Regions from separate parts of the Homo sapiens genome. Here region 1 is linked to region 2. Evidence: chromatin loops called from intact Hi-C (ENCODE). Cell type or tissue: dorsolateral prefrontal cortex. All regions are shown on one strand.

The links. A loop is a pair of places that touch in the nucleus more often than their neighbours do. Peaks named below come from ENCODE experiments on the same cell type or tissue, not always from the same donor. Only the 100,000 strongest peaks of a DNase experiment are listed, where the experiment ranks them.
Region 1: a loop joins it to region 2, with 3 times the contacts of the local background. A loop is called at or near these places in 9 of 110 quality-filtered maps.

Annotation. Positions count from the first base shown.
Region 1 is chr6:167,484,593-167,487,092 of GRCh38, reverse strand. It overlaps LOC105378128 (a long non-coding RNA gene), which reads right to left. Exons shown (of 3, transcript XR_943267.2): 2 at 1,861-1,974. Among named protein-coding and RNA genes, the nearest start is that of TTLL2, 160 kb to the right of the region's middle. In dorsolateral prefrontal cortex, CTCF peaks have their summits at 1,105 and 1,305 (motif pointing left); no DNase peak of the experiment used is centred here.
Region 2 is chr6:167,682,119-167,684,618 of GRCh38, reverse strand. It overlaps LINC02487 (long intergenic non-protein coding RNA 2487), which reads left to right. Exons shown (of 7, transcript NR_117092.2): 4 at 374-899; 5 at 1,450-1,511; 6 at 2,172-2,286. The region is part of intron 1 of LOC124901465 (a long non-coding RNA gene); the gene reads right to left. Among named protein-coding and RNA genes, the nearest start is that of LINC02538, 4.1 kb to the right of the region's middle. In dorsolateral prefrontal cortex, a CTCF peak has its summit at 1,536; DNase peaks (open chromatin) are centred at 1,348 and 2,332; H3K4me3 peaks cover 381 bases; H3K27ac peaks cover 2,389 bases.

The DNA of each region.
Region 1 (2,500 bases), 200 kb after region 2:
GACGCCCCAGTGCTCCCTGGCTCACAGCTGCTTCTCCAGCCTCCGACCTGTCTCCATGCAGCATCTTCCCTGTGTGTCTCTGTCTTCTCCTCTTCTGAGGGACACCGATCCTCTTGGGTTAGGTCCTACCCTAATGGCCTCATCTCAATTTGATGACATCTGCAAAGACTCTATTTCTAAATAAGCTCTCATTCACAGGCAGGGGAGCCAGGACTTTAACCCATCTTTACTGAGACACAATTCAATCCACAACAGTGAGGAGATCAGACTTCCAGATCACTGAGGGACAAGCAGCCCAGAGAGCTGGAGCCCCCGGCATGCCCATGGCCAGCGAGGAGTCCACTGTGGCTGGAGGAGAGGCAGGAGAGGAGGAGCTGTTAGGAAATGAGGAGGTCTGAAAACAAGGAGGAGGAGCAGTGGCACACATTTAGGCTTTGCTGATGGTTGGACTTGGTGGATATCACAGATGGAGCTCCCTTTTTCAGAGCTTGACGTCAACTCTGAAGCCGGGTGAGGAGTGAAGATACAGGCGCAGTGCCCCTCATGCCTCCCACACCTGCTGCTGAGCATCCTGACAGATTCCGCTTGTTTCTGATCCTGTTTGCATCTTCTCGGCAATGATTCCACTCCTTATTAAAGAGGCAGGGAACATCTGATGTTCAAGTTTTGAATTACATGAAAAGTTCCATCGAGGTAGTTTTGATAAATAGTTTTTTTTTTCTTTTTTTGGTCGGGGGGATGGAGTCTCACTCTTGTCACCCAGGCTGGAGTGCAGTGGCGTGATCTGGGCTCACTGCAAACTCCACCTCCTGGGTTCAAGCAATTCTCCTGCCTCGGCATCCTGAGTAGCTGGAATTACAGGTGCCCACCACCACGCCTAGCTAATTTTTATAGTTTTGGTAGAGATGAGGTTTCACCATGTTGGCCAGGCTGGTCTTGAACTCCTGACCTCAAGGGATCCACCCGCCTCAGCTTCCCAAAGTGCTGGGATTACAGACATGAGCCACCGTGCCCGGCCAATAGTTTTGTTTTAAGTACAGACATGATGAAAGCCAATGAGATGCCATGTAGTGTTTTACAATCCTTAACACAGAAATGGCTTATTGTCTCAAATGCAGTCTTAGAGTTTATAGGAGAAAAGAATACAAATCCATGTTAATATCTAAATTTCCATGCCATTTTCCCACCCCCGTTATTAGACGATGTTATAACATCTTCCAGATCTGTTTTCACTTTTTCCTTTGGAAATAGTTGAGCTAATGGAGGAATTTATAAAGCAACCCACTCATATCCATGAATCAGTGTGAAATACTGCACCCTGGTGGAAATATCCCTCCTGTCCGGGGTCTGTGATGACATCCCACTCCTTCCTCAACCAGCATCCATGTCCTGTGTGCTCAGTTAGCAAAGAACTCGGGGTATAAAGAGTAGAAGAAAACGTGCCTGCCTCAGGTCTAATGGGCGGATGAGAACTAGAGCAGAGTGAGGGTCAAGTCACCTCTTGAGGATGACTAAAATGTTCAGGTTGAGCGAGGCAGGAAGCCCAGCGAAGAGGACAGTGTGGGCCCTAAGCAGGCACAAGGAGCTCGTCTACGGGGCACAGGAGAGGAAGCAGCAGAGGTCTTCTGTGCCTGGCTCCACTCCCATGCTGGATGGGAATGGGCGGATGAAAAGGAGCTGTGAAAAGAGGTTATAGGCATGAGGAGAGGACAGCTCGTGGGGCCTCCGTGGGGCTGCACACTCCTGTACTGGGGTTGGCAGGGGGTGGTTGTAAGAAAACAGGACTCTGTTTCTCATGCCAGTGCAAGACCACCCAACTTAGGACGGTGCTTCTCAGACTTCCGTGTACACAGTACTCACCTAGGGAGCTTGTGAAAATTCTGTGATTCGGGAGTCCTGGAGTGGGTTCTGGAGTCTGCATTTTCAATAAGCACCTGGTGCCAAGAGACCTGGTCCATAAAACACAGAGCAGGGCTGGGAGAGAGGTGGGAAGTTACACAGGCTAGCCTGTTAGCAGTGGCAAATTCATATGGGTCTGCAGGATTATGAGTGGGGCCTGAACTCTGCTAAGATGCAGGCGTAGTTTGATGATCACCAGCCATTGTTCTAGAGGTCACGAGATTTGTAACTTCCCCAATGACTTCTGTAAATAATACCATTTTTGTAGAACCTAAGGTTGGCCTTTTGAGATTACTTTTCAGACTTTTGCATTTCTGCCTACGAGCCAACTCCACTTGGACTCATGACTCATGACTCAACTGGTCCTGGGGCCTCATCCAGAGACAGATGCAGCTCAGGAGGACCATTTTCCACACCCCTGTGATGGCAGCCCCAACCAGCCGGCAGCCCCAACCAGCCAGCAGCACCCATTCCGTAGCCCCCTGCCCAACAAACTATCCTTGAAAATCCCTAGCCCCAAGCCTATGGGAAGATTGACATGAGTGATGGGAACTCCAGCTGTCCCACATGCCCAGCCTCATGTCAATCACACGCTTTCTTT
Region 2 (2,500 bases):
CTGCAGGGAGGTGATTGGATCATGGGGGCAGATTCCCCCCCTTGCTGTTCTCGTGATAGTGAGTCAGGAGATTTGGTTATTTGAAAGTGTGTAGCACCTCCCCCTTCACTCCCTCTCTTCTTCCTGCTCCACCATGCGAAGATGTGCCTGCTTCCCCTTTGCCTTCCACCATGATTATAAGTTTCCTGAGACCTCCCCAGTCATGCATCCTGTACAGCCTGCAGAACCATGAGCTAATCAAACCTTTTTTCTCTATAAATTACCCAGTCTCAGGTATTTCTTTATAGCAACACAAGAATGGATTAATACAGGTATGTCTTTTCTTTTTAAAATTTGCAAAGTACTATGTTTCAGGTGTTTCTACTTTTCCTAGATGGAGTTGACTCCCATCAGAGCCCTCCTGGACATGAACTCCTGAGTGCCAGAAACAAGATTCATTTAAAGATACAACTGTGAACGCTGCTGACCACATTCCAGCGCAGTGTGGATGTTCAACACCGAAGGGAGGGGACTCGGGCTTGGATCTGCAGCTAGCATTGGATGGACACAGAATCCTGAACTATGCATCGTGCTTTAGCTGCCATGAAAATTGATTTTTTTTTTTTTCAGAAAGGAATGTGCCAATGATGGGACTTAAGCTGGTGAAAACCACGTGGAACGGGATGCTCATGGGACCTGCCCCTTGGAGCTCCAGGCCTCCAGGCCTCAGTGCTGGTTTTCCTAAGTCCTTATTTTCTCCCGTGTTTGGCTGGGGGCTGGTCCGACTTCTCCCTTTGGTGGACTCTCAGTTGTCAAGTGTGAAGTCTTTGAACTGCACACAAGAGTGGGGACAACGTTTCTATCTGCAAATCAAGCAAGCGCTTGGGCGAACATCTTCCCAAGGCAGAGATGAAGAATGGGTACTCTAGGATGCTCCATTTTGGGACAAACGTCTAGTGGGGCCACATTTGCATGGCAACATGCCATTTCCACTTTTTCCGTATTTAGAAGCTTCCCATGGAGCTCCCGCTGACAGGAGCCACTCATGTGCACACTGAGTGGAGGCTCAGAAGGAGGATTTGTCGTAGAGTTGTTTTTCAGAGGCTGGGAGTCAGGGCTGAGGGCCAGCGGGTGGCTCTGCACCCCCATCCCTCCATCCCCTGTGGAATGCCAGGAGTTCTCTTCTCCGTCCCTCATGCGTGATGGGGGACAAATGTCTCCTCACCGGTGACAATAATGACAGGCTTCTGTCCAGAGGCAGGAGGGGGGCCAGTATCATGCACTGAAGAAACTTTCACAGCACAGTTGTCTGAGACAGGGAAACCCACACGCAGACGGCCAGGGGACCTTGACCTCCTTAGCAAACAGGAAACAAAGTGCTCTTGTTCTCAGGCCGGAATGAAGCGGCTGTGCGAACACATCCCAATTGTACATCTGATGCTGACTCACACAGAGCGTTTCCATTTTTAGATTTCAGCTACAGAAGGCAGGAATCCTTTGGACTTGGCCCTTTATCAGTGGAATGGACAGAGGTGAGCAGGCGTGGCCAGCATGGCATTCCCCTAAACTCATCCTGGCACTGTGGCAACTCTTTGAGCAAAATTCCCAGGGATGTTGAGTTTGTTGTCAGCCACAAGTACTTCCGTTAAGGGCCACTAAGGGTTGTGTTCATCAAAACTGTATTTTACAAATATCTAATATGACCAAGTTATGAAAGACTTTCTTTGTTCCAAACAAATTTGGAGGAAATGGACACACTTTGACTCAATTTGTTATCACATTAGAATGCAACATTATGGGCTGGGTGCAGTGGCTCATGCCTGTAATTCCAGCACTTTGGGAGGCCAAGGTGGATGGATTGCTTAGTTCTAGCTACTTTGGAGGCCAAGGTGGGAGAACTGCTTGAGCCCAGGAGGTCAAGGTGACAGCGAACTGAGATTGTGCCACTGCATTCCAGCCTGGGCAAGAGAGTGAGACCGTGTCCCCCCCGACTCAAAAAAAAAAAAAAAAAGAATGTGACATTACACCTCATAATTGGATTGTGGATAATTTCCTTATCTCAAAACAAAATGATGGCAGGAAAATTGCCGAGCTTATTTCTCTTTGATCTGTGGCACTGGCTGGATGGTAGAAGCAGAATGCCACCCTCCATTTAGCTGATGACGATGACCCACATCTCCTTGCCTTCCCAGCAGCTCTCGGTGGGGTCTCTGTTGGGAATGCCTGCTGAGACGGGACCAAGGACGGCTGCAGGATGTGGTGTCTGTGCTCAGCGTCACCTCCTCCCAGGCTCCTGGGAAGCACCTGGTAAGAAAGCCCTTCTGGCCATCGGCCCCAGGGATCAGGAAGACGGCGGCCAGGCTCCCAGCCACAGTGTGGCTCTGTGTATCTCGCGCTGTCCGTTGTTGAGTTAGTTCACAAAACACAGGCACCCTGAGCACAGCTGTGCCTTCTGGACCTGATCCCCTATCTTTGCATGTGGGAAATCCAGGATCCTCCCAGATATTTCTGAGGATATCCA